Regions from separate parts of the Homo sapiens genome. Here all the other regions are linked to region 1. The links are chromatin loops, found by intact Hi-C in ENCODE. Cell type or tissue: heart right ventricle. All regions are shown on one strand. Region 1 overlaps BICC1 (BicC family RNA binding protein 1). Region 2 overlaps PHYHIPL (phytanoyl-CoA 2-hydroxylase interacting protein like). Region 3 has its middle 54 kb from the start of LINC00844. Region 4 has its middle 47 kb from the start of LINC00844. Region 5 has its middle 87 kb from the start of SLC16A9. Region 6 overlaps PHYHIPL (phytanoyl-CoA 2-hydroxylase interacting protein like). Region 7 has its middle 64 kb from the start of LINC00844.

Region 1 (4,000 bases):
CTTGACAGATCCAGGCCCCAGGTAATGCCCGTCTTGATTATATTGTTTCAGAAGTAAAGCGCTTTTGGAAGAAATTAACTTGAAACAAACGTGAAAGAGCTCCACGCCAGGGGAAAGTAAATTCTGTCCACTCATCTGTTTGACAGTTTTGTTTATGTACATAAAATGTACCACAGCCATCCAGATTTGAAGCCATTTATAATATATGGAAATTTTCCCTGTAAACAGAAGTACAACTCTGATACGATAACTTTTGTTTTGTTTTTATTGTGAGTGGGAGGCGGGGAGGTAGTCAAACAAGGGATTTTTCTGTTGTTTTCTGTCTCTAAATGTACATGCCGAGGGTGGAAGACATACTGTGAATTTAGGGGGTTGAATCCTGTTCTCAGCAGCACTTAATCATGGAGACAGGAAAGTGGCTACAGATTTTTGATGAAAGATTGGCCTAAATTCATCATGTGTCTATAGCACATTACTCTCTGTAGCATAATAAATGCAAATGGCTGACATGAGTATTTTCTGCAGATTTTGCTGTGGAATAGGAATGAAGTGGGAAGGAGGTTTAGGGGCCTGAAGGAAGAAGGAAGAGGCAGTAAAATATTCACTAATGTTTCCAGGGGTGGGAATGTTTCCAAGGATGGAAAACCACAGAGTAGAAACCAGAGTACCAAGAGATAATCTTTTAAAAGCATAACTAAACTTCACATTAAGTCATAAAAACATTCAGTATTCTTACAATAGAGTAAGGTAGAGAAAATAAAATTTTAATTTTAAATATTGAAATACTTTATTTTTATTGAAAATATGGTTTTTAGCGGGTGTCCTTACGACAATTGTTGCCTTGTTAAGTCCTTACAGATATCCATATGAAAGTCACAAGAACCTTTATGTTCAAAGGTTTAACATTTTTAAAAAGGGGCATTTTTTTCTCTTTGGCATTATTCACATATAAAATACCCATTTCATATGCATTTCCATTACAGCTTCCTATTACTTAGAGAAGGTTGGATTACCATCTGGTCACTTTCTCTTCATTAGGATGACACCAGAGGGATGTGAGCAGACGGGTAGGACAGGAATCTAAAAACCAAAAATTGAGATGAATATCTGACAGTTTTTTTGTATTTTTAAAGAGGTGCTAAGATCAGAATATTTGAACTCAGAACTTTTTTGGAAAGTACCACACACACAGTCACCTAGGATATGAGCTTTAGACTCTTTCTATAGACTTCCATCTCCTCTCTCTGTATTTAGCCATTTCCTAAATTATAGGTGCCATCCGTTCATTCAGCAACAGCTTATTGAGTATCTACCACTTGTTTGGCACTGTGGTAGTTACAAAACCAAATTAAACATGACCCCTGTGTTCAGGGAACTTGAGGATTGGTTTTAAAGTAGTAAATTTTTTTTTAAGAGTAAATGTCTCAAAACCTTTATGCCTAAATTGAGTTCTTCAAAGCAATTAATTTTGGGAGGGAGAAGCTCTACGCTTATTTCCTATTTTTCTGTTATGCCATCTTCTAACCCTCTTTATAGCTGACTTTTTCCTCAATTTATGTTTATTAATGTGGTTAATACTTTGACTTTTCTCTGTCAAGTATTTGCAGAGTGGGTCTAAAGGAAATCTTAATCCCTTTTGGTATTACACAGACATGTTTGAATTGTAAACTGTTAACAGTCATTGAAAAACAGAGACCTGTATTTCAGGAATTGAAATGAATAAATTAAGATCAACCTGGAAAAAAGGACACATCTTGTATGCATCTTTTAAGCAAGAGCCAAAAAGGGAATGAAAAACACAATGCTGCTAGCCACTTTAGCAATCTAAACCAGAATTTTGTCATGTTTGTTTTTCTCTGTCCTTATTAAGCTTGACTATTTGAAGAACCACTTTCCAAAAAAGCACTGATTCAGACCCTGGAGGTAAACGTGTTACATGTTGGTGACTGTCTCTGCATGCATGCTCATGTGTCTTTGTGCCCACTGATAATTTATATTTTTGGTCACTAGATGGTGCCCTTTCACTTTGAATGAAAGTGTATTTTCTGTTGAGGCGTTTGCTTTTTATTTTGCTTGTTGTTCTGTTGATGCAAAGATGGTGGAAAATCATCTTATTTCTTGATTTAAGAAAATCACATTCTCTCTTAAATCGGATACGAGGCTCCCTGTCCCTCTATGTATGCATAGGAATTTTAATGCGATTATCCAACCTGTAAAGTCACACATTTGTAGATTATCATACCACTCAAAACTTACTGTTAATTTGTTTTGTGGGAAAAATACAAATTTATCCTATAGAAGCATTTTGTATAATATATATAGGACCAATACATAAATGACTACAATTGAAATATCTATGTGGTTCAATCTGCTGTTTCTGTACTTGAGTTAACCATCACTTGGAAAGCCAGTGAAATGCCAGTTACTGAGTCCTGAAGGCCCAGAAACCTGTATTTTAACAGGCATGTTTTGAGACACATTGGCTTCTAATCACCCACAGTAGTAGTGAACATTTTCAGTAGAGGTTAACTTCATTGTCAACCAGCAGTAACTAAAACCAAAGTTAAGGATAGTTGAGAGTGAAATTTTGAAGGTAGACAGCTCTTTAAAACCTGATTGAAGGTAGACAGCAACTGGAAAACCTGATTGAAGAGGGAATTAAGGAGGCTAGTCCCCACCCTGAGGCTTTGGCTTGGTATCTCCCTCTACCTGGAAGGTTCCAGCTCAGCCAAGTATCCTACCTCCTTTAAGCCTATTGCCTAGCCGAGCTATTATGGATGAAATAAGAATTATTGAATAAAATGATCTGTCTGTTTACATAAGTGTGGTAAAAGTTGGCTAGAGTATAACAGAGAAAGGGCAGTCCTGGTTCTTGTTAGGATGCATTAGAGAGCAAGCAATGGGAATGAGATGCTGTTGGGCTCTCTCCCAACTTGGGTTGGTCAGACGCCCCTTGTGCCTTGCTGTTAGGCCCCTCATTTCATAATAACTGATGCTTAACATTTTGGCAAGTTTTAACCACTCTTAAGACCTTTGACCTTCACAGTGTCCCTGTGACAGGTTAAGTGTCAGGGGAGGGATTACAAAATAGGATAAGGAAGGGTGCTTGAGACCAAGAGCAGCCACCAGGAGAGGGTGGGGGCTGGAGGTGGTGACAGAGACTCAAATTAGGCACAGCTGCTGGACATCTCCCCAGGAGGCCAGAGGCATTCCTGAACTCTGAAGCTTGGTGCACTGTTATTAACTGTGATTTCACCATCCTGGTCCTAGCAGTGGGTAGCTTTAAGAAAAATCGTTTCCTCCCTTCTTTCCTTCCTCCCTCTTTTTTGGTGAGGGGAGTGGCAATTGCCCAATTGCAACATAAGAATATGATATGCTCTCTGTGGCGTTTTCACCTAGGCTGTGGGATGGGGGTGGGAGATCACAGTGTCAGGGGAGTATGTGTGGTTTAGATAAAATCCCCACCCAGTGATTCTCATGCCTTATCCTAGAGAATAGATGCTTTAGGAGTTAAAGGATTCAGGCGGAACTGGTGGTAAATTGTGAAAGGTGTGAAAGGTGTGAAAGGTGCTCAGTAAACATTTACTGACTCTTTACTGCCTGGATGCAAAGTACAGGATATAAAAGACTTAGCCAGTACTAACTGACTTTCTTAGAAGTCAGTACATTGTAGACACTCAGTAAGGTTGAGACATGATCAATGGTTGTGATAATCATAATGAATTATCTCTATGTTATTCAGTTTTATCATAAAGCTGATGGGTATAGAACTTTTGACTTATCCTAGAATGATCTTGATCTGTGTCAAAGGCTGACCTGTAAAATAAGAGAATACCTGGATTGCTGGGCAACTTGAAAACCTGATTGAAGAGAGAATTAAGGAGGCTAGTCCCCACCCTGAGGCTTTGGCTCTGATATCTCCCTCTACCTGGAAGGTTCCAGTGTCTTACCTCCTTTAAGCCTTTACTCATATCTCCTTTTCTCTATGAAGTCTGATACT
Region 2 (4,000 bases), 400 kb after region 1:
ACATTAATTCCCTGGAAGTGGAATAAAATAGAATAGGGGAAAGTATAGTTATGTTCTCCAATCAGAGATATTTTTAATTTTATAATGTTTTCATACTGTATCAACCAAGAGTTATGCCTGCTGGTGAACATAACTGTATATCTCTCTTATGTTTCATTGGATTTTTTTGTTTTTGTTTTTGTCTGTCACTTGCCTATTTTCCTATGAATTGATGATTACATTATAAACAATAATTCAATTTTTTTCATAGTTTCTAAAAATATTTAATAGTTTCTGAAGAATATGGGTTAGAGTCCACATGGTCATATAATTGGCTTTTCAATTAAGCAAGACAGTTACACACACACACACACACACACACACACACACACACACACACACTACCTCATGGATTGTCTTCCCTAGGCATGTGTACTTTGTTTGCCAGGACCTGGTCCTTGCCCAGGTATTACTCTGAAAATATACTGTAAATCCAGAGGTTTCTATTCCTATTGCAAGTAGAAGAGTATTTTTGTTTCTCCATCTCTGCTGTGCTGAAGTATACTCAAATTGCATACATGATGTACTTTTATTATGACTTTTCAAATAAAATGAAAGAGAAAATTTCTTGTTTGGAAACAATAATATGGGAGCCCATTTACAGTTTGATAGATACTTCAGACCTTCACTGACCTGTGACAAGACAAAACAGCTCCCACCCCACACACAGAATTTTATATTACTTGTGCTTTTCGTCTTTTAATCATATATATACACACACACACACACACACATACACACACATATATAATATATATATATAGAAAAAGTATATATATATATATATATATATATATATATATATATATATATATATACTTTTTCTTCCTCGTTGAACAGGAAAGATTTATCTACATGTTGCCTTACATGTATCTAAGCTGCCTCCAGCTTTGTTATAGTAAGGAAGAAAATACATAATTAATTTGTTTTAAAACATTTAAATCTACCCTCAAGGCTTCGTGGCTTTAACAAATATTATTTTCATGAGTCCGGCACTTTATGACTGTCCAGATACGGTATAAACCATAGGGTTTATGATGTAGTCAGCAAGGAAACACATTGGAAAGAAATTACACAGAAGCTAACAGATTTCCTTGTCTTTGTCTCTAACAATACTTACGTGGAAAAAATGGAGGAAAAAAAGATTTTATCTCTTTTACATATTTAAAAAGATAAATTTCTTTGAATGTTGAGTTTATCAAATTTATTTAAATTATAAGTCAATTAAGACCTCACTTATGTTATTGGCATGTGGATTAAACAAATTTTAACTTTGGAAATAAAAAGTAACAAATGCTTAATAGCACAGTGATGTTAGATAATCCGTAATGGCATTTTCTGAAGCAGACATCTAAGAGGAGTACCCATAACTGTTAACTTTAATAGTCTTTATTACAAGAATGTAAGGTAGTCATTACTCAGTCTCAGTGACATGCAGTGTAGCATAGTGATAATACCATTTTAGATCAGACCACCCCTGTTAGAATATTGGCTCTTGAAAGCCGTGTAACCTTAAATTACTTAACTTGTTTTAGCCTCAAGCTTTCTTATGTAAAGTGGGTATAATACCAATCCTGTAGGATTGTTTAAATAAGTAAAGCATTACTTTCATAGAATTTACCAGTGTTGATATTAATACAAAATAGACAGTAATAATTATTATTCTGAATGGAATATTGTCCACGTAACTTCTTGAATTGAACCACTGCTTTTTAAAATTTCTTTTTTGCCAGTGTCTAGGTCCTTGTCGTTTTTCTTAATTTCAGTTACATGTTATAGGAAATCACTTCAACTTCATGAGTAATTACTATAATCTGTAAATTCTGAATTTTAAAGAATAGTAAATTTTGAAATCACAATTATAGTACTCTTATCTTTTACTTCTCTTTTACCATCCTATCAGTAATATCTTTATCACCTTAGCCCTAAAAATTGTTTTCAGTTTCTAGTTCAAATCTGTCATTTGCTATTTTTCATGTGGCTTGTAACCTTGATGGTTGCTTTGTTTAGGTATTTGCCTTAGAGCCCTTCTCTGTTCTTAATTTACAATGTTTTTCTTTATTAACTTTTTCCAAGGATAGACATGTACTAGGACACGTAGCATGTAGATTAATTTCTTTGGCCCAAATATGACTATAGAGATATTAGTGAGTATGAAACAAAACAAAAATAAAATAAAAACTAAAAGAAACAAAAAATTTGGAAACCATCAGATTGTATTAAACCAATTCATATTCTTGGTAGGGTTCTAATTCATTCCCAGGGAAGACCAGGAAGTTACTAGAGCAAGTTACATCAAAGGATATGTGACCAGACTCCCTCCAGTGGTAGAATGACTGATGTGTTGTATGTTTAACGCTGGCAACTTACTTTGTTGCCTAGGTAGGCCCGGTCAGAAATTCACTCTCTATAGAATGCTATTTAGACAACATTCAAATTACTTGGTTTTATCTCTACTGATATTTCTTCCTAAATTAGGCCCAATGTTGCTTTTTCCTCTAACTTATGTGAGTATACTTTCCTGATTACTTTTATATTTCATCCTGGGCCTCGATAATAACAGCAGCTATGTCACTCATTGCAGCAAGCATAAATCCTTCTACTTTCTGGTTTTCCTTCTCTGCTTTTCTTTAGTAAATGCATAATATAAGTTTTGCCTTGTAGAATGTGCCTCCTTCTTGGATTTATTTTCCATTTCTGTTATATTGCTGTATGTGAATCTTTTTATCCTTTATTAATTAAATTCTATTTTTACTATAAAACCTATACCTCCTTTTTAAACTTTAAAATATTTCATTATTAGCATTATTATTATTGAGACGGAGTTTCGCTCTTTCACCCAGGCTGGAATGCAGTGGCGCAGTCTTGGCTCACTGCAACCTCCGCCTTCTGGTTTCACGTGACTCTCCTGCCTCAGCCTCCCAAGTAGCTAGGATTACAGGCACCCGCCACCACACCCAGCTAATTTTTGTGTTTTTAGTAGAGATGGGGTTTCACCATGTTGGCCAGGCTGGTCTTGAACTCCCGACCTCGTGATCTGCCCGCCTCGGCCTTCCAAAGTGCTGGGACAGTAGTTAAACCGTCCTTTGAGCAGACTATATTTTATATACATACATTTGAGAGTAAAATCAGTGTTTGGAGACAACTTAAATGTATAGAAGAATAGGACAGTCTGAGCAGAAAAAAATAGGTAGAAAGCTTCAGCATATTCTGTATATGTTAAGGGTAGGGACTGGAAATGGTATATAAGAAACCAAAAAAGAATCATGAGGAATTCATGATGATTGAAATTTCAGGCAACATGGAAAGTGATCAGGAGTAACTTCAGGATTTTAAGTCTGGGAAATCTGAAGAATCATTGACAGGAAAGGAGAAAAAGAGAAATAAAATAATTTTTAAACATCCTGATGACATTAATTTTTTACATCTCAGATTTTAGGAGCTGGTGAATATCCAAATATGTCCTAAGCACTTTTCTAGAGGCATATCTCTCTCATAGATATTGTTTTACCAGGATGATATTATATATACTGCTTTGTCATTATTGTTTCAGTGTGTTTCCCCATGAGATTACCCACTGATATTCTTTTGAGGCTTTTTTTTTTCTTCATTCTCACTCCTCAAAGGCTATACAAGGTCTGATGATAATACTGTGAGAATCAGTACAATATAAAACTAACCACTTAATAGTTTAGAGAGGATTGTGAAATAGTGATTTTTGAGCTATCTCCGTAAAGAGATTGTTGAATCTAAGGAGACATTTTTGAGAGATTAGTATAAAGCAAAAAGAATTTTTGAGTTATATGAAGATGTTTCAAATCTAACATTAAGAGAACCCTTAGAAACTTAAAAAGTCAGCAATTCTTGTGTTCTGGGGAAAAGAGTTCTAGAATGGGGAGAATTGCTCATAGAAACATATATTCCACTAGGGAGACTGGAAATTAAGTGAAAAGGGAAAGGT
Region 3 (4,000 bases), 160 kb after region 1:
ATGATATTATATTGTTGGTATAAACGTCCAAGTAGGTGGAGCAAAATCACAGAGGAAAACAATAAAATTTTCTGAAGTAGGGGAAGACATTAAATGGGTATTGTTTTTTATTATGGCCATCTAGGAAAGAACAGAGCAGAAAAAATTTTGAACTATAAAGAAATGTAGTAACACAGTTAGAAAAACCTTGGGAAAATACTCAGAGGGGAAAATATTGACTGTTCATGTTACTCAAGCTATATTGATAGGAAACCAAACCAACCAACCAATGCGGTTAGACAACCAGATGATACAATGGTAGAAGAATGCTTCAAGCTTGTTGCTTAATCACAATTTTGTTTTTTGACAAAGTTTGACAAAGTGGGAAAGAATCTCTTGTCTTCAGAAAATTGGGGAAGGTTCAATAGTCATTCACAGGGATTAGTTTCAAACAAATAATTTGAAAGTCCCAAAAGTAAGACTAGAAGTAGGGCCAAAGATCTTGAGTGCTCTCTGTGATTTTTCTCTTGATTAATTGGCCTCTGCCAGACTTTTGTTGCATTTTTGTCTAGAGTTATTTTGGATGACATTCCTCTTGTCACATGTTGAGACTTGCTAGGGGGCTGCTGCTGGGTTCTTACAAGTACCTCCTCAAATGCCTTCTATTTGACATCATTTTATCCTCCTCCCTGAGATGAAAACAAGCCAACTGAAAATGTAAAGAGTGTTGGGTTGGGTATAATTGATATTATACTTTCTTTGACTAGTTGGCAGTAGATTTTGGAACAAAGTAGTGTATTTACTGCCTGTAAACATTTTGTTGACCTGAGAAAAATACGTTCATGAAATCTATTTGCATTTTCTGATAGAGAAACACTGTGGTAAAGGGTTTTGTTGGGTCATTTTGAAAATTTTGGCTCTCATTCACTGGTCAAACATTTATTGAAAGCCTACTACATTTCAGGTATTATATGCTTTGGAGGAATGTTTAGGGGAGTGTTTTTCAAACTGAACACCAAGATATTAATAGATGTTCCTTTGACAAAATTGTTTCTGGCCAAGTGAGTTTGCAACATAAACTCTTTCTTTGAATCTTAGCACATGTTAGGATGATAAAGTTCCTAAGTCTTGCAGCAAAGAAGCCTGATTAATTTTGTTTTGCTTAATCCAGTGTTTCCTTTTCTTAATTTTTTTCTGACCATGGAACCCCTTATTCTAGAACATTCATTATATCTCTTGAGATAGCAGGGTGTTCAGCTCTCTCTGCCCTCCCTGTATCTTTTGAGGAGTGGAAATGAAAGAACCTTCACATCATATCATGTATTAGACAAGTGCTGAACAGAATGTGCATGTTGTAAGGAATCTGGTAATATAGCGTGTCAATGGCAGAAAAAGACCCATGTAAACATTTTGCCAAAGTACTTTTCTCTCTCCTTTACTCCCTCTTTGTTCCTAGTCCTGATCTCTGTTACCTTTCTTGAGCCTCAGGCACAGAGAAGCAGTAGTTCCTTTTCCTTGAACTCTCTTTTTGTAAGCCATACTCTTCCTTCTGTTTCTGCCAGTTTTTTCTTTTTCTTTTTTTGTTGCTGCTCATACAACCTGTGTTAAGAAGAGGTTTGGCTTTACATTCTCATTCAGTATGTACGATCAAGCATCATCAAGTCAAAAGCTGACTAACACATGTGAAGGAGATAAGTCTGGAGATAGATTCTCAATGTGGTTGGTGGATGCACAGCCAGGAATCCGTTGTAAATCCTAAGTGTCCTGAGTGTAGGCAGATAGCCAGAGAATTTCCCCAAGTACAGGGTCAAGTCAGTCATTTGTAAGAGTCAATAGGATTAGTAAATCCTAGGCAGTGTGGGTCAAATAGTCTGCTGAATATACCCTGGGAGTCTGAAACATTGAATGGAGAAGAGAGTCTGCATTGAAAAGACGAGCACTGGTAGCCATCAGAATTGGGACAGAATGAAGAAATTCCTCTGGGAAACAAAGTAGCTAAGTTTAATTCTTCTCCAACTTTGAATTTCAAAATAAACAGTAGGAAAACATCTGGTCATAAGAATGTTCTGTGTTTTCAGATGCCTCCAGATGTAGAGGGTGGTGGTATCTTGTCTCCTAATGGAGTTCAAAGCCAAATACCATAGTTTCCATTTATCTGCAGTTTCACCTTTTTATGGTTTCAGTTACCCATAGTCAACTGCAGTTCTGAAAACATTAAATGGAGAATTCCAGAAATAATTTAGAAAAATTATAAGTTTTAAATGATGCATCATAATCTCACTTTATCTCGTCACGCAAGCATTTCATCGTCTCACATCATCACAAAAAGAGTTCAGTACAAGAAGATATGTAGAGGGAGAGAGAGAGAGAGATCATATTCCGATAACTTTTATTAACAATATATTGTTATAACTGTCTTTTTTATTATATACTATTGTTAATCTCTTAATATATCTAATTGATGTATTAAATTTTATCATAGGTATGCATGTTTAAGAAAAAACATATTTGTAGGGTTTTGTACTGTCCATGGTTTCAGGCATCCACTGAGAGTCTTGGAACATATCCCCCACTGTTAAGCTAAAACTACTGTAGGGCTGTATGGAACAAGTGTTTTGAAAAGTAAAAAAATACAAATAAAAATGCTCCATTAATAAAATGTAATATTGCTAGTAAATTGGGAGTATTTCATATTTGTTATCCCATTTGGTTTGGGAACATAATTAAAGATGTGTGTTGCCCCAAGCCTTTGTTCACATCCGTATTTTCATCAAAGACCCACTGATGGGCACTTCAGTAGGAGTCCAGACCTTAAGGGGTATCCATACCAAGAAGGGGTGACAGTCTGTAGACAGACACTTTCAATACAGTGCTGAAATGGGCATCTGCACACGGTGTGATGGGAGCATAGAGATGGGAGCAATGGAGTCTACCCTAGGTTTGGGGAAGAGGGAGATTAATTTGGGTATTTAGAAAAGGCTCTCTAGAGGAAGGGATGCTTGAACTAAGTCCTTATCAAATAATAGTTAGCTTCAGGTTGCATGAGGGATAAGATGGGAGAAAAGAGACTAGGAAAGACATTACATGTAGAGGAAGCAATGTGGACCAAGTCACAAAAGCAGGAAACCTAGCTGCTCTATAAGGTGTCTGCATAGAATGTAAGTAGAACAAAGGGTAGACAGTGCATTTGTTTTCTAGTCTTTGCACAACAAAATACCCACACTTAGTAGCTTAAAACAACACAAAGTTTATATTGTATAGTTCTGGGGCTCAGAAGTTGACAGGGGTCTCCCTGGGCTAAAAGAAGGTGTGGTGAGGTGGCATTTTGTTCTGGAGGCTCGGCGGGAGAATCTGTTCCCTTGTGTTTTCCAGCTCCTAGAGACTGCCCACATTTCTTGGCTAGTGGCCCCCTCCTTTCATCTTCAAAGCCACCCATATAGCATCTCTGTGACCCTACTCTTTCTTTGACCAGAACTGGGAAAGTCTCTCCACTTTTGATGATTCATGTGATTAAATTGGGCTTACCTGGATAATCCAAGATAATCTCTCTATGTCAATGTCTGTACCCTTAATCACATCTGCAAAATCTCTTTTGCCATGCCAGATAACATATTCACAGGTTCTGGGGATTAGGGTATGAGTATCTTTGGAGGATGACTATTCTGAAACCTACTGCAGGCAGGGATGGCTTTGGCAGGCAAGGACCACAGCATGGATGGAAGGCCCTGAGTGCCTGCTGCTCTCAGGAGCTAGGTTCTGACTTCTCTCTTCCAGTTTGGATCGACTCCCTTGCCAGTGCTCTGCTATTTTGGGACTGGAGCCAGTTTCTGGTCTCTATGGCTCATTGATAAAAAGAGTGATTGAGGAGTAATTACTTTTCATTACTCTGAATGCTGCCCCTGACCCCAGGAAAGTTAACCCCTGCACAACAGTAATTAAAAAGCTATTTGTCTCCTTTTTCTACTTATCTGAAGATACACACTAAGATAAAAGGGACTTTAACTTCTTATGGATTCTACCA
Region 4 (4,000 bases), 170 kb after region 1:
CCATTCAGCTCAGAAGTGGCGAATGTGAACTCAAGCAGTCTGGGGCCAGAGCCCACACTTAAACACTATTACATGCTTCCTATGTTTTTTTTGTTTGTTTAGTTTGCCTGGTTTGAAACAACTGTATCAGATTGCCCATATGAACAAACTCAAGATATGAATTTATTTTGAAATAATGTAAACTAAACCTAAATTAAGTCAGGCTCTAAGCAAGACAGAATTTTGGGGTAAATGTGAAAATTCCCTAAACTGTAGTGTTTATGCTATTTTCAGCATGAAAATCCCACTACCATCATACCCTACTTGTAGGGCCAGGCAAGGGGATAAAGGCCAGTCAATAACTATTGAGCTGTGTCTCAAGTCAAATCTACCAGGCTATTTTGGACTGTTTGATCTTGACTGATGACTAAGAAATAACAGGATGAGTCAGGGAAGAGATGAAAATGAATTCAGAGTAAGTGCAGCAGCTAATAGTAGAAGTAGGTGGAAATAAAAGGAAATATATTGGCAGATGTGGAGTGATGAGGGGCGTAGTGAGGGGAAACCATGGGCTCCAGTCACCTGCATCTCCTTGATGTGAAATTGAGAAGGGATGGTGGAGGGGACTGTTACATCTCTCATGGGTTTTGCAATGAGAGAATTGTCACTTGCATTGAGCAGTGTCTCTGAGCCATCAGGGGACAGATAGAGCACAAATTAGAGTCCAGATTTTCCAAGAACTCTGAGTTCTTCCCTAAGAGAGAAAAGAGGGCAGTAGTAATGTCCAAATCACAAGAACCTTGGTCTGGCCTTGGATGTTTCATTTGGACCTCCCAGTCCTCATTTAAACCACACACTAACATTCTGAGTAAACATGAACATTCTCATTTTTTCTGTCACTGAGGAGCAAAGGTCTCTGGTACCTTGATGCAGTCCTCTGTAATTTTGACGTCCAGATGGTGCCATTGTCCATGGGGACTGTGTTGAGATGGAAAGGGTACACAGGGATTCAGGTGTAAACCAATGACATTCCAGATCATGTCTGTGGGCAATGGTGAGCATCAGTCTCCTAGAGGTTGAGACTTGAAGGGAGATGATCATGAGAAGGGTTTAATTGAATAAATATTAATATTTCTATTAGCTAGTTCTTATTTTTGTTCAAGAGGAAACATGTTTTTATTACAACCCTGAAGGTACTAAAATAGTACCCCGATTGATCGGAAACCCCCTGGGACCCGACAGTATTTTCCTTTGTCAGATCGCTGGACAACAATGGTCCCAGAGATATGAAGTAAAGGTGTTACTTTTCCAAATTATGGAAGCAAATGACCAGCCTGGACCTGTTCATTAGCTGGCGGTACTGTTTTGAGTAAAGAAAAATTTTAAAGATACACTCCGAGCCAAAGAGTTCCAGGGAAATTTTTTTGAAGTACCCAGTGAGAACTTCCCGGCAGCCACATCTTCTTTCTTTCCTTTGTTTTAGAAGTTCAGTCCCTAAAGTGCTCTGTTCCAAGAATTGTTAGGGAAAGATGAAACTCTTCTGGCAGGTACTGGGATGTTTGGTTTGTTTTGACTCTGCGTTGATCTCAGGAATGTTAACAGGCGTGTTTCCATGCAAACCACACAATAAAAAGATGACTATGGTTAAATCTAGTCCCTTGGGGTAGCTAAAAAAAATTTTTTTAAAAATGTACCTATTGGAAAACCTAGTGCTTCTGTAGCCAATTCTGCCAGATTAACAGAGGAGGCCTTTCTGGAAGGCTCTACACTGATCCTGTCAATTCTTATTAGGATGGCAGTTCCTAGCTCTTTCCATTATGGTTTGTCAGTTTTTCCATTAAAGATCATGGCTTTTCGGAACACAAACATCTGGTGTGTTTCGAATCCCTCAGGATCTTGCTGATGGCATACAATTTAATGGCAGGCAGTGCACGTCTTGCACCACATCTTTGCCTAAGTTTCTGGTGCGAAATTCCAAGTTTTGTAAATCTAGTCTTTCCCACACAATCCTGTACAGCTGTTTTCAGATCCAGGAAATCCTTGGACAGAAAGCAGATATGCTTTCTGGGATGTGATGAGCTTTATACAAGGGGGTAAGAGATTCCTGGCGTGTAAACTTGAACAAGTCTCAATTGTTCCATTTCCTTTTGGAAAAAGTCAAGGTCAACACTGTTGACCAGATGTACTTCAGTTAGTATCCAGAATTACGATGAAGAATAAGAACCAAGAGGCTGATTTTGTCAGGAGGCCTAGGTTAGAGTTCAGACCTTCCACCGATTAGCTGTATGGCCCAGGGTGGTCATTTATACTCTGTGGGAAATGGTTTCCCTTTGGGTAAAATGAAATGGTTGGGCATGTTGGAATCTATGCCCCTCCTAGCTTCTGGAACCCAGAAGATTCCAGAGAAAATGAAAATGCTTGTCAGAGGTTTCATAGTACTACCCCGTAGCACCAGTAGATGGCAGACTCGCATTATAGTCTGAAATTGATACCACAGTATGATACTGGTCACATTGTGAAGGTAGGTACAATTTAATGATCATTAAAAAAACCAAAAGAATGAAAAAAAAAAGTGTTGTTCTTAACCAGCAGGCTCATGTAATCCTAGGCAAAGTTCTCTGTTTCTATTAACCTTAATGAGGACTCCATACTTGCCCAATGACCATCTTTTAAACTGTGCTTGGAAAGGCAATATATCTCCATTGGGGCAAACCATGCATTTCCTCTCTCACTAACTCTGATTAATTCATTCAACAACGATTTGTCTGATGTTCAGTGTGTTCCAGGTCTTGGGCTCAGTGCTGGGGATACAGAGATAAACAAAAGAGACAGTCCCTGCACTCAGGAATCTCATCCCCCAGAGGAATGAGACAGCCACTGAACAAGTAGTTGTCACTGTGGTGCAAGTCTACTGAGAAGTACATACTAGACAATGTAACATGGATGCTAGAGGAGGAGTGACAGGGATAACTTCCCTGTGAAGTACTGGATGTATGAGAATGAGTGAGGGCTGGCTTAGCAGACAGGAAATTAGTTGAGGAGAGAAGTTCAGGCAGAAGAAACAGTAGGTGTGAAGCTGCATAGGGAGAGAGAGGGAAAAGATCAGTGCAGGAGCTAAAAGAAGCTGGAATGACTATGGCATTGAACCAGGCAGGGAGTAGTATGAGATGAGGAAACCAGATCTCATGGGGGCTATCGACCATGCAAAGGAGAACGCTGATTTCATAGAATTCTTGATTTCTCCATGATGTTGTTGATAAGGGTGATTTTTATCAGATTTGTTAGCAGGCATCTTGGTGAGTAAAGAAGCCTGTTATGCTGGCCAACATGGTGAAACCCCATCTCTACTAAAAATACAAAAATTAGCTGGGCATGGTGGTGCACACCTGTAGTCCCAGCTACTCAGGAGGCTGAGGCAGGAGAATCCCTTGAGCTCAGGAGACAGAGGTTGCAGTGAACCAAGATCTCGCCATTGCACTCCAGCCTGGTGACAGAGTTAAAAAAAAAAAAAAAAGAAGCCTGGTATGACAGTAAAAGAGAGAATAGGCTCATTTTGACTGGGAAGTTGTAGGAGAAAAAAGGTGTGATGCCTTTCCTCACCCATCATAAAGGTCACGGCTGACACTCCTATAACAAAAGTCAGATTAACAAGAGAAAATAATAATAAATGTATTTAATCAAAGTTTTACATTATAGGAGGCTTCAGAAATGAAGACTCAAAGACCCAGAGAAAACTGTTTCTATGCTTAGGTTTATTGAAGAATAGACAGCCATGTAGAAATGTGATTAAACAAAAGGGTATGATCTAATGGTAATAGACTCAGGTGGAGAACCCAGCAAGGCCTGTCTGTTCAGATTCTTCTTGGCCTCTCTGTGCAGCATTCCTTCTTCCCAGGTATGGGGCAGGACCCTCTGGAATGAGGGTCTTTAAGATGTTTCAGTAGGTAGCTAGTCAGGCATAAGCAGGGCAGGAGAGGGTTCAGCCTTCCCCACATACACACATGAGGAATGGAATGTCAGG
Region 5 (4,000 bases), 840 kb after region 1:
ATGTCATTCATATGTAAGGGCAACTGAGATAGGGGCATTAACTTCCTAAGTGGGATCATGATTTGGATTTTGGAAATACACATGCTTTTGTAGTGTTTTGCACATATTAATAGAAAGCATTCAAAAACTGGTCTTTTTTTTCCTTGTATGTTTTATTGTTCCCCACTCTCTGTTCCCCATCACTGCTTCACCTTCATGTTGCCATGAGATCTAGTAGGAAGGGGCTGACCCTATCTAAGTCAAGATCACTTGCTCCTATCATTTGTTCTGTTTGGCCTTCATAACCAAAGAACACATGACTATTGGAGCAACAGCTTCCTGAAATTCTTGAACTATGGATGCTGGAAATGAAAGAACATGCTTTGATTGACTTTGTCTTGTGTATCAGGCATTCTGTTAAGAACATAATTCTGAAACACCAATTTATGGGTAAAGAAAACTGAGGACAGAGATATTAAGATTCTTGCCCCATGCTTCAGACATTTAGTTGTCTATTGGCTACATTACCCCACTCCTCCCCTGCCGGCAAAGTTCACCTCTCACTCTAGAGACTAAATACGTCACAGCTAGGGCATAAGCATGTGACTCATTCAGGCCATAGTATGCAAGAACAAATCTTCAAGGGGCTTCTGAGATATGCTTCTCTTCCTCATAAAAAGGAGTGTATAAGAAACTACCTCTCCTCACTTTTTTTCCTTTTGCTTTTCATTGTGATTGTGTGAGACAGTGATGCTTGGTGCTATGGCAGCCATCTTGTTACCATAGGACAATATGTTTGATGACAAAAGCCAGCATACCGACGATGGCAGAGCAGAAAGATAGAACTTGAATACTTGCTGGCATCAATTGAAACAGAACTTGAGTATCTGATGGCATCAACTACTAGCCTCAGAATTGCCCTGAGTTCCACCTTGCTTTTACATGAGATAGTAAATATCATCCAAACATCCTAACTAACACACCTAGGAAATCAAGGAGTAAGGGTGTGAGTCCCACTGTGTTTCCTATGAAAACAGGAGTTTCAATTTCCTAGTTCTCCTTGTTTGTTTCTAGATTGTAGAATATTCAAAGGAGATTCAAAGAGACTGATGCCCCTGCCACGTTCTACCCAGCTGCCCCCAAATATGTGGCCTGATGCTTAGCTCTTCACTTATCATTGAACTAGGTCTTATTTTACAATGGTTTGGTCTGTGACTTACTGGCTGATGTTGGCCCCAAGTCCACCCCTCCATCAAGACTTGAACATGTCCTTAAGATCCAGCTCTGGGAAAGGCATCTCAAGCACTAAACCTCCTCTTCTGCCTGCAAGGGTCAATGTAAGAGCCTGGACCTAATTGCTGCCTGGTAGTCCAAGTTAAATAAAAAGTAAATGCTAGGCAAATACTCTGTCTTCAGAGCATGCTGCCTGTGTGGCAACATTTCTGCTAATAGACTCCAGCCATCAGCCATCTGTCCATCTTGATATACTGTGCATTGCAGATGAGAAGGAATGTTCCTTTCCCCTGCAGTATTGCATGTTGATATTTTCCTTCAGGGAAATACCTGAATTTCATATCACTCACCTCATTAAAATTTACCTTGCATAGAACTAATGTAATATGTACTTTTTTTTTTCTTTTGAGACAGAGTCTCACTCTGTTGCCAGACTGGAGTGAAGTGGCACAACCTCCGCCTTCTGGGTTCAAGCGATTCTCCTGCCTCAGCCTCCCGAGTAGCTGGGACTACAGGTATGCACCACCACGCCCAGCTAATTTTTGTATTTTTAGTAGAGACAGGGTTTCACCATATTGGTCAGGATGGTCTCCATCTCTTGACGTCGTGATGCACCTTGGCCTCCCAAAGTGCTTGGATTACAGGCATGAGCCACCGCGCCCAGCCAATATGTACTTTTATAATAAAAATAAAGTCACAAATAAAAGCTTAAATTGCTTCCTTAGCGGAATTATACTTTTAAGGCCTGCCATTGCCTTAACTGGAAGGAGAGATTCACACAGAACTACAGGTGCTTACGCCACCTAGTGGGAAGAAATTTTTATTTCGGAGGGTTTTTCTATGCCACTTACATCCCTTGTGCACACAGGCCCGCGCGCGCGCACACACACACACAGTCACCAGGTGTGATGGCAGCCCACGAGCCTTATCAAAAAGGTGAATGTTGGGGCCAAGAGCAGACAGGACTTCACTGTGTTGCCTCTGATCCAGGAGGCTGCATAGGCAGAAGCTGTGTCTGTTTTTACTTAATATCTGAAATTGCCGGTACACTCTGACTCTGGGAGGAAGGGGGAAGCTACAATACAGAAAACCATTAACTTTGGGGACTGAAGGAGGGGACGTAAGTTGTTTGACCCTGCTAGTTATAATCATTGTTCTTTGCCTTTATTGGAATAAGTAAATATAATCCTGTAGGTAAATGTGCATTTCTTGACATCTTGGATCTCCATTCTGCGTCAGGGGACCCCCAGCTCACTTGTCAGATGAGGAACGGTGAGTAAGGCTGAGCTCAGCCAAAAGTCATGAAATCAGAGAAACTTGTCCCCAGAACCCTGCAGTCTACCGCTTTTGGCTCTCCTTTCTCCTCTCAGTTCTAAGCCTACTGTTAAATTAAGGTTAGCCTAAAGCTGCCTCCTTACATATTTTAAGTTTGGCCTAAAGCTTTCCCCATAAATAGTAAACTGTAACCCAACTGGGTGTGTAAACAGATTGAAACCTACTCTAATACCAATCACCAAGTTTCAGCCACTCACAGGCCAGCTGTTCAAACTGTGTTCAAATAAGGCAAACGCCAAGCTGTAATCAATCTGGCTGTTTCTGTACCTCATTTCCATTTTCTGTACATACGTTTCCTCTTTCTGTCTGTAAATCATCTCGACCATGCAGCAGCATGGAGACTTTCTGAACTTGTTCTTGTTCAGGGACAACCCAATTCACAAATCGTTCTTTGCTATCTACCCAGGCAAGTCTCTTGCACACTGACCATTTTCTCCCCAGTAGTCACTATTCAAACATCCCCTCAGCTAAACCTTGGGGAAATGTCCACAACGATGGGATGAGAGCTTCGTGTGTTATTCTTCCGAAGTCTTCTCATGGGCCCAGAGCACAATGCCTTATCCCAGAAATGAAGACTGCATCGTGAAATCTCAAAACGGGAGGAGAGAGAAGGATGATTGGATCATGGCTATCCAGCTGTTCCTCAGAATGTTTGTTTGGCCTATACTGAACGCAGCGAAAACATTAATGTTACCAGAAAAGGAGCCCGATCCAGACCCCAAGAGAGGGTTCTTGGATCTCATGCAAGAAAGAATTTGGGTTGAGTCCATAAAGTGAAAGCAAGTTTATTAAGAAAGTAAAGGAATAAAAGAATGGCTTCTCCATAGCCAGAGCAGCCCCAAGGGATGTTGGTTGGCTGCTTTTATGGTTATTTCGTGATCACATGCTAAACAAGGGGTGGATTATTCATGAGTTTTCCAGAAAAAAAAGCAGGTACTTCCTGGAACTGTGGGTTCCTCCCCGTTTTACGCCCTATTGGGTAGCTTCCGGATGTTGCCATGGCATTTGTAAACTGTCATGGTGCTGGTGGGAGTGGCTTTTAGCATGCTAATGTATTAAAGTTAGCATATAATGAGCAGTGAGGATGAACAGAAGTCACTTTCATTACCCAAAAGTGGGGTTTGCCTGGCTTCTTTACTGCATCCTATTTTATCAGTAAGGTCTTTGTGACCTGTATCTTGTGATACCCATCCTGCTGACCACCTAGCTCATCCTGTGACTAAGAATGCCTAACTTCCTGAGAATGCAGCCCAGCAGGTCCCAGCCTCATTTTACCCAACCCTTATTCCAAACGGAGTCACTCAGGTTCAAATGCCTCTGATATTAACACTCCAAATAATGCCATAGAAGTGTTAGCTATTATCATCATCACCATCACCGTCATCATCAGGGCCAGGGATAGAGTCAGGCATGTGAGGCGCTCACTTTCAGAGTCAATTTTCATCCCCACCTG
Region 6 (4,000 bases), 450 kb after region 1:
AACATGGGTCAAAGATTTAATGAAGTTGGGAACTGTCAAAAAGTTTGTATCAATGACTGTCATGGAAATGTAGGGGAGGAGAAAACAATCTAATCTGGAAATGGAAGGTATTACCACAAGGTGAACATTCACTGTTGTTTTTTTGTTGAATAACATTTTATTATGTTAAGGAACGAGTTAAGTAATTGATTTATGGCCTAACATTTTTTCTTATTTGAATAACATTTTTTTTTTCTCTCTTGAGGCATTGAACATTATGTTGGCCTGGGGAAAGGGAATGTAGAAAAAAATGGGGTAAAATTTGATTCTAATATGTCTTTCCTATATGTAAAACAAACTTGACATGTTTGTATTTTCTTTTTGTCCTATGATCCATCAAATCCTGCTCTATACTGTTAGCCAAATTGTTAGCATTTTCCCTAAGTGGAAGTGTAATCTTTAAAGTAACTAGTTGTCATATAAATTCTTCAAGATTTTAATATCAGTCACTATGGCAGTCATCTTTTTTCTTTTAGCCTTATTTGTTATTTCAGCTCTCAAAATTAAATTCATCAAGGTTCCACAGATAAAACATTTCTAGAGTTATCCTTAACATAGTAACTTGTAAGTGAACGGTCTTCAGTATTATTTGTATATGTAGTAAAACCATTACATGCTGTTTCTCTATATAATGCTTCCAAAATGAAAGAGGAGGGGGAATTTTTATAGACTGTCACTGCTAGGTCATGGACTTTTAAAGAAATGTTTCCTTCATTTGGATGGGCCCTTTCATTATCAACATGTCTATGAAATTATCTGGCTTAAAACACCTGATACTACTTTAGAGCAAAATTGATTGGTCATGTAGAAAAATAGGCTCTTGAGGTTTTTTAGAGGGAACCTAACCATATAAAACTAACATGTCATAGATTAGAAAGATAGAGTGTCAGTGTTTTTGTGTTCACTCTGTGAAAACAAATTGGAAACATAAATGGAAAAAGTAAAGATGATAAGGAGTAAGTCATCTCTACTTTTTATTGGTAATAAATCCATTAATTGGAAATAAATTGGAAAATCCATTAATTGGAAATTAACTTCCTGTGCATTGTTTTCTTGCAGGGAACAAATCACAAGACAGTGGCATAGCAGAGATGGAAGAACTTCCTGTACCACATAACATCAAAATAAGCAATATAACGTGTGACTCATTCAAGATTTCATGGGAAATGGATTCAAAATCAAAGGATCGCATTACACACTATTTTATTGACCTCAACAAGAAAGAGAACAAGAACTCCAATAAATTTAAACACAAGGTAAAATCTAACAAATACTCATGCTAATTTGCATCTTAAAACTTTCTAAGTATGAGGACATTTTAAAAGAACGAATAATATTCTATTAATGGCTTATGTGATGTATTTGACTTGGGAAAAAATAAAGATTATATGTAACTCTAAAACCCTATCATTCTAATAAGTTTTGTAAGAAAATGAAATGCCATGCTTTTTGTTAGAAGATAATTTTCAAAAAAAGGTAAAATCATGACTATCATCTAGATGTAAAAATTAGTTTACCTTAAAGATTTTATTTAACTTATTAACGAGGAAACCGATGAGGTGTTATAACCAGTTCAAAGGGAAATCCAAAGAAAAGACTCATTTGTAGATACAGGTGTAAACTGGTATGGAAGTCCTGATGGGAGGGGTGAAGAGGAGGGTTGTCCTCCACTGAACATAATTTATTTGTATGTATTTAGACAAGAAGAACTGAATTGTTACTAGTTTCTACAAATTACAGAATTGTAAAATGGCTTCCATAACACAGACAGATGGCCAGAAGAGGGTGCTATGTGCAATGCATAGTTTTCCACTGAAGCACACTTTTTTTTCTATAACTGCCAAACAAGGAATCTGATGCAGTTTATAAACTTCAAGGTATTTTAAAAACACTTTAGGGCTAAAAATTGCTTTAAGTAGTCTGCTGTCTTTTGCCTTTTGTTTTTTGTTTTGATAATGAAATTTTTTTGTCTTTTGCTTTTTAGTTTTGAGAATGAAAATTATTAACTTTTAAATGTTTTTAGATATATAACACTTCTCTGATATTTATTCACATATCATATATCTTTTCTGATATATCTCTCTTTCCAGAAGTATCTATAGAGAAATTAACAGTTATCTGCTTTAAGCATTCTTTCTTATGTTGCAGTGTTTTCACTGATGATGAAAATCTGGTCTATTTTTTAATATTGATATTAAGTTTTAACTTGGTAGATACTTTGGAACTTTCTTACCTTACCTAGAAATATTGCTTTTATTAGATGTGCGATTATACATACTAAAGATAAGTGAGGATCATACATACTACAGATAAGTGTGAAAGAGGGAGCAAGATTGAGCAGTCATTATTTTTTCTGAGTTCCAGTTCTGATTATGCTTTCAGTGATGGATATTCTCTTTGCTGACATTTGCCTTGTTGATATAGCTTTGAAATCTTAAATTTCAAACATTAAATGATGAATTGTTTGAGATTTGACCCTTTTTCTTCACTCTCCACTTGGAATACCATATCCTTGAAATGTAGTGAATATTCAACTAGCAGATTTAATTAATCACTTTACTAAGCATTTTTTAGAAATACGTAAACTTTTCTGTGACACATAGACTCTATATTTGAATGAAAGTGAAGCAAAAATTCATATTTTTAGTGTTTTCTCCTTTAACCTGTAAAATATCAAGTAATGGGCAGCTTTAGTGAAATTATTGGGTAGTATAAGTTAACCAAATATAATATTTTTAATACTATTGAACTTTATCTTTTATGTCTCTGTTTTTTAAAGTTTTGTCATTTAGTATGAGAATGTTGCATTTTGAGGAGCATATAGTATACAGAAAAGAACACCATATTAGAAATCAAGAAAACTGGAATCCAAGTACATTTATGTTATTAACAAGCTGTATGACCTCGAACTTGTCTCTTGATAAAGTTGGGCCTTAGTTTTTGCATATAGCAAATAAGAGATTTAAATATAATAATTGTTAAGTATCTTTAAGCAGAAAAATTCTATTGTCAGTCAGGAACTTAATAAGTTATTCTCCATTGTTTACAGTTGATTAAAGTTATACTACTAAATTAACTTCCTCCTTTTCCCTCCTTCCTTCCCTCCCTCCTTCCCTTCTTCCTTCCCTCCTTCTCCCTTCCCTCCTTCCTCCCTTCTCCCTTTTCTTCTTTCTTCACTTCCTTCGTCCCTCTCTGTCTCCCCTCATTTTTCTCTCTCTCTTCCTTCTTTCATTCCTAGGATGTTCCCACAAAATTGGTGGCAAAAGCTGTTCCCTTGCCTATGACTGTCCGTGGACACTGGTTTTTAAGCCCAAGAACTGAATATACAGTAGCAGTGCAGACTGCCTCAAAACAAGTTGATGGTGATTATGTTGTGTCTGAATGGAGTGAAATTATAGAATTCTGCACCGCAGGTAAGAGAACTAGGTACAAATATAGAAAAGCTTTAGTTGTTCTGGGAAAGCTAATTATAGAAAAATATTTCTTTTTTGTAATTATAAAGTGATATATGTGACATTGGTCATTTTTTGCGTTGTCAGTAGCATTGTGTAACAGAATAAACAATGTTGTATTGATTGGAGGAAGCTGAAGTTCTCAGTAGAAAAATCTGAGTAATGGCTTCAAATCATTTTTTTCTATATCCATAGTTTGATTTCTTCAAGATGAAAGCTATGCAAATAAAAAGGTATGCAGTTTGAAAATATACTCAGCATAATTTTTTAGCTTCATTTTGAGAGACAGAGCTTTTTTCTCCTTTTTTTTTTTTTTCCTTTTTCATTTTCACCAGTACTGAAAGACAGAAACTAGGAAAATCCTTCTCTATTTCAGGTGAATGGAGGCAGATCTCAGTGACTGTCCCTAGCAGAAATGTTACTAGATTTTTCACTGGAGTACTAGAAGACCTTAAGAAAATCTGCATCTAAACTAGTGTCCTGTATACATATGTGTGTCTTTGCTTCAC
Region 7 (4,000 bases), 150 kb after region 1:
TACACAAGACACTGTGAGAATATAGCAATGCATAAAAGTGGTTTCTAATATTTGTTGTATAGTTCATTTAGCCTCACAGGAGACGGAAATTGTTGTAAAAGCTGCAGAAGGATATATAGGATCTCGATAGGTAGAGAAGTGGGGAGGAAAACAACTACAGGTATACAATTCCTCGAAGCGCAGGGATCTTGTTCCTCTCCTTCATTGTTGTAATGCCTAGTGGAGGACCAGTACATAGTAGGTATGCAGTAAGCACTTTAAAAAAAAAACAAACCTTGGGGTAGGATGCTAGATGGCTGAATGATGGGAAAAAGTGGAGAATGTGCAATTGTCCAGGGATGGTTTCAGAGGCTGTGTATGTCATGCTCTGGGATTGGCTATTAGAAATCTACTTCATGGGATTGATTGGCATGTGCAAGGAGCAGGGGCTGGAAACAGTTTGAGACCAGTTTGCAGAGGTCTATGACTGACAGACTAAGTGTGGACCATTTGTCCATTAGTCACTGAAAGTGACTGATGGTTTGGAAGTTAAAAATGATAAAACTGGCATTTAAGAAGAAAGATCTGGCATGGGTATGCAGTAACCGGGAGAGAGTAAAAAAGGTATGATGTTGAGTGTTCCAGGCACTCAACACCATGTGATATGTTCAGTGTGAAAGTAAAAAAAAAAAAAAAAAAAAAAAAAAAAAAAAAAGAGACAATATTGGTGATACCTTTAATAAATCAACCTCAATGACTAGGCAACCGCTGTATAGTTTGCCCTATAAACTTAGGGACCATATACACGACTTAGGGACCATGGGCCATCTCTTCAAAGAGATTTTATTTTTATTGAGTCCTTGAGCCTGTCTTATAGATATAGAGGAGGTATCTTCAGGCCTGGCCTGCTGTCTTTTCTTCCAAATCCATTTGCTGTACCCTAGAGACAGCAGTTCCTACTCTGACACATCTCAAGTAGGCCTCTTGATAATAACACTTTGATCCCAGTCCTGATTCATTTCACATGAGGGCTCCTTGATCTGCTTTTGGCCCACATTCTGCAGCCACTAGCAAGCTCTGTTCCACTCTTACCCCTGTCCCACAGTCCTATAACCCCCACCCTGTTTCAGTGTCTGGGATTAATTATTGCAATGTCCCTATAAGTTGTTATCACTATTTTCAGATGGGGAAACTAAGTCACAGAGAGGTTATTCAGATGGAAGGTGGAAAAAAATAGAATTGAAACCCAGCCATTTTGGCTCCAGTGTCAAAGCCACATGAGGTTACACTGGTAGATGAGAAAAGGGAACACATGAATTAAGGATTTCCTAAAGAAGGTTTGAAATTTCTCTAAGCAAAGAAGAATATAAGTCTGAGGACAGGATGAGAGGGGCACTCAATGTCAGGAAAGTGTTGTGGATCCCAGTTTCCAGAACCAAATGTGATTTCTCACATCTTCATGTCTTTACACGTGCTGGTTTCTCTACCTGGTATGCTTTCTGCCTTTTATTCTTTTGACTAGCTCCTGTTCATCCTAAAAAAACCTAGCTCAGATACCACCTTGTATTGAAGGCTTCCTTACATGCAATGCTTTTGGCTTATTGGTCTCCACTCACTCTGTGCTGATTTCTGTCATAGCTTGTGGTAGACTGTAAAAAATAAAAAGTTGCCCCCAACTGTTCATCAATTTCTATATCCACACACTTTGCTATATTACTTTGCAGCCCCATCAAGAGGCTGTATGTATTCCTCCCCGCTGCCCCATCCCACCACATTCTTGAGTATGGGCTGCCTGTGATTTTCTCTGGCCAACAGAGCATGGGAGGAGTGATGCTGTCCCAGGTTTCAGGCTGGACCTCCAGAGATCTCATGACTTCTGGTCTTTTGGAGCCTTTCCTCTCCCATGAGAACAAGGCTGGGTTGACCTGATAGCATGGTAAGGAAGCATATAGAGGAGAGGTGAGCCAACCCTTAGAAATAGAGCCCTTTGCTGGCCCCTGCCTGGTCACAGATGCATGAGGGATCCCAAAGAAGAAAGGTCAAATCTGGCCCAGATCAGCAAAACTGCTTAGTCAACCTGTGGACCCATGAGGAACAACAAAAAACACTGTTGTTCTAAGCTGCTAACTTTTGGGATGGTGTATTGCACAGCAATTACTAACTGATACAGAAATTGATACCTAAAACAAAATCCTAAAATATGTGGCATTAGCTTTGTGTAGGAGTAGTGACTACAGACTTTAAAAGCTAAGCCCAGAAAAATGGTGAGAAAATTTTAAGGGGAGGCTGGAAAACTGGCAATCCATGTTTAAAGTAATGAAGTGACTAGCAAAGTGTTATTTGTGGCAACTTGGAGGACGGAACATGTCCCTAATGAATATTTCAATTTGGCTAAGAAGATTGCTAGGCACAAGAATGAAAGTGTCAATTAGCTGCTGCCTGATGAATATGACAAGGTACAGAAAGCAGATGATAAACTAAAAAAAAAAAGAACTAACCAGTTTGTGAAATGCAAAGTTTGCATAAAATTTGTTCTTATTGCTAGCCTCTCAAAGCAGTAAAAGATCAAATACAGGGCATGCCAGAAAGGCATGGCCATTAGGTGAAGATAGACATGGAAATAGGGAAGCAATTTATAGAATCTAGGCAAATAAATGTTGATCAACTAAGCAAAAACATATGTAATTAGTAGTGAGAAACTGATATGCAGGAAATATAGAAAGCTTTGAGATAAAAATTTGAACACGTGCTCGTTTCTAAACCTGCCAACTTCTTTCCCTTTTATCTCTATAATTGTCAATCTTTTCTCCTTCTTCATTTGCCCTTCTGATTTCTTTTTTGCTACTGCCCTTCCTATCTTTCAATGATGGGAACGATTAAAACATACCCGGAAAGGAGGGAACCTTGGAAAACTGAGCCCAAAATTCAGCATGAAACTTCTCTTTGAGGCATCCACTAACTCCTAGCTGGGCTTACATGAGGCAAAATCAGGCAAATCTCTAAAGAAAATCGCAGATTGTAGCAACTGGGGTGCTGAGTAGCTGAGCAGGGATTTTTGGCAGTCATCTAGCACTGGGTAGGCAGAAGTTGGAGTTCATGGTCCAACACAGTGGAGAAGCTGTGTGAAATATCCTCATGCTTTCAGCTGAGACTCCAGATGGGGAATTAACTAAGGGCTAAGCCACTGCATTAAAAGCCGCTCTCTAGTAGACCGTGTTCCCATTATCTGTTACTGTTTTGCAAACCATCTCAAAATTTAGAGATTTAAGAGGAAAACTTACTATCTTTCATAATTTTGGGGGTTGACAGACTCAGCTGGGTGGTTCAGTGATCTTCACGTGCAGCCAGATATTGAGACTGCAGTTGTTTGAAAGTTTTTTTGCTCAAGTCCCTAGAGCCTGGGCTAGGAGGTTTAAAATAGCTGGGGAGTGGTCAAGCATTTATCTCTATAGGAGTCTTTTACACATGACTGGTTTGGGTCCTCACAGCATGGAAGTCTCAGTGTAGTTGCACTTCTCATATGGTGACTAGTTTCCTCCAGAGGGGGCATTTCAAAAGACAAGGCCATTCTCTTAAGACCTGGACCACAAATTGGCACAGCATCACTTCTGAGACAGTATGGAGAAGAGACTCTATCCTGGCAGACAAGAAACTTGGTAACCAAGATCTCAATGGGCCTCACATGTCTTGGATATATTCCCTCCCCCAGCCTTCCTGCTACCCAAACACATAGTCTCTCCTAACTTAGCTGATTAGGCTGAAATCCAAACCATAAAAGAAAGAACCTAACCATTTAACTCCTTGAGTAATATCTTCCAAGGTTGGTGAAGCAGGACTCTGGTATTCCTTAGAGTAACTGGACCAGATCCAGCGGGCTGAAGACAAGATGAAATCCGCCACTGACCTTTCATGACTTTCTTCTCACTGTAATCTCATTGTAATACTAACATCTCTGCCCAAGGCGGGGCTTATCCGCCATTTTCTGTACATGGGCCTGTCAGGGGATGACGCCCCCCTGCGC

Evidence for each region. A loop is a pair of places that touch in the nucleus more often than their neighbours do. Peaks named below come from ENCODE experiments on the same cell type or tissue, not always from the same donor. Only the 100,000 strongest peaks of a DNase experiment are listed, where the experiment ranks them.
Region 2: a loop joins it to region 1, with 6 times the contacts of the local background. A loop is called at or near these places in 34 of 110 quality-filtered maps.
Region 3: it touches region 1 in a loop (2.8-fold over the local background); 52 of 110 quality-filtered maps call a loop at or near these places.
Region 4: it touches region 1 in a loop (4-fold over the local background); 49 of 110 quality-filtered maps call a loop at or near these places.
Region 5: a loop joins it to region 1, with 7 times the contacts of the local background. A loop is called at or near these places in 51 of 110 quality-filtered maps.
Region 6: a loop joins it to region 1, with 12 times the contacts of the local background. A loop is called at or near these places in 35 of 110 quality-filtered maps.
Region 7: it touches region 1 in a loop (2.5-fold over the local background); 13 of 110 quality-filtered maps call a loop at or near these places.

The regions. Positions count from the first base shown.
Region 1 is chr10:58,780,067-58,784,066 of GRCh38, forward strand. The region is part of intron 3 of BICC1 (BicC family RNA binding protein 1); the gene reads left to right. Among named protein-coding and RNA genes, the nearest start is that of LINC00844, 220 kb to the right of the region's middle. In heart right ventricle, CTCF peaks have their summits at 2,006 (motif pointing right) and 2,205; DNase peaks (open chromatin) are centred at 2,958 and 3,155; H3K27ac peaks cover 3,442 bases.
Region 2 is chr10:59,179,506-59,183,505 of GRCh38, forward strand. The region is part of intron 1 of PHYHIPL (phytanoyl-CoA 2-hydroxylase interacting protein like); the gene reads left to right. Among named protein-coding and RNA genes, the nearest start is that of PHYHIPL, 4.9 kb to the left of the region's middle. In heart right ventricle, CTCF peaks have their summits at 2,362 and 2,575; no DNase peak of the experiment used is centred here; H3K27me3 peaks cover 61 bases.
Region 3 is chr10:58,943,128-58,947,127 of GRCh38, forward strand. No RefSeq gene overlaps it. Among named protein-coding and RNA genes, the nearest start is that of LINC00844, 54 kb to the right of the region's middle. In heart right ventricle, no CTCF peak of the experiment used is centred here; no DNase peak of the experiment used is centred here.
Region 4 is chr10:58,950,420-58,954,419 of GRCh38, forward strand. No RefSeq gene overlaps it. Among named protein-coding and RNA genes, the nearest start is that of LINC00844, 47 kb to the right of the region's middle. In heart right ventricle, a CTCF peak has its summit at 2,435 (motif pointing right); a DNase peak (open chromatin) is centred at 2,402; H3K27ac peaks cover 3,162 bases.
Region 5 is chr10:59,620,496-59,624,495 of GRCh38, forward strand. No RefSeq gene overlaps it. Among named protein-coding and RNA genes, the nearest start is that of SLC16A9, 87 kb to the right of the region's middle. RefSeq lists an enhancer at 1,876-2,170. In heart right ventricle, a CTCF peak has its summit at 2,008 (motif pointing left); DNase peaks (open chromatin) are centred at 2,118 and 3,456; H3K27ac peaks cover 1,923 bases.
Region 6 is chr10:59,233,206-59,237,205 of GRCh38, forward strand. It overlaps PHYHIPL (phytanoyl-CoA 2-hydroxylase interacting protein like), which reads left to right. Exons shown (of 5, transcript NM_032439.4): 2 at 1,099-1,295; 3 at 3,278-3,452. Among named protein-coding and RNA genes, the nearest start is that of PHYHIPL, 59 kb to the left of the region's middle. In heart right ventricle, a CTCF peak has its summit at 1,820 (motif pointing right); no DNase peak of the experiment used is centred here.
Region 7 is chr10:58,933,484-58,937,483 of GRCh38, forward strand. No RefSeq gene overlaps it. Among named protein-coding and RNA genes, the nearest start is that of LINC00844, 64 kb to the right of the region's middle. In heart right ventricle, no CTCF peak of the experiment used is centred here; no DNase peak of the experiment used is centred here.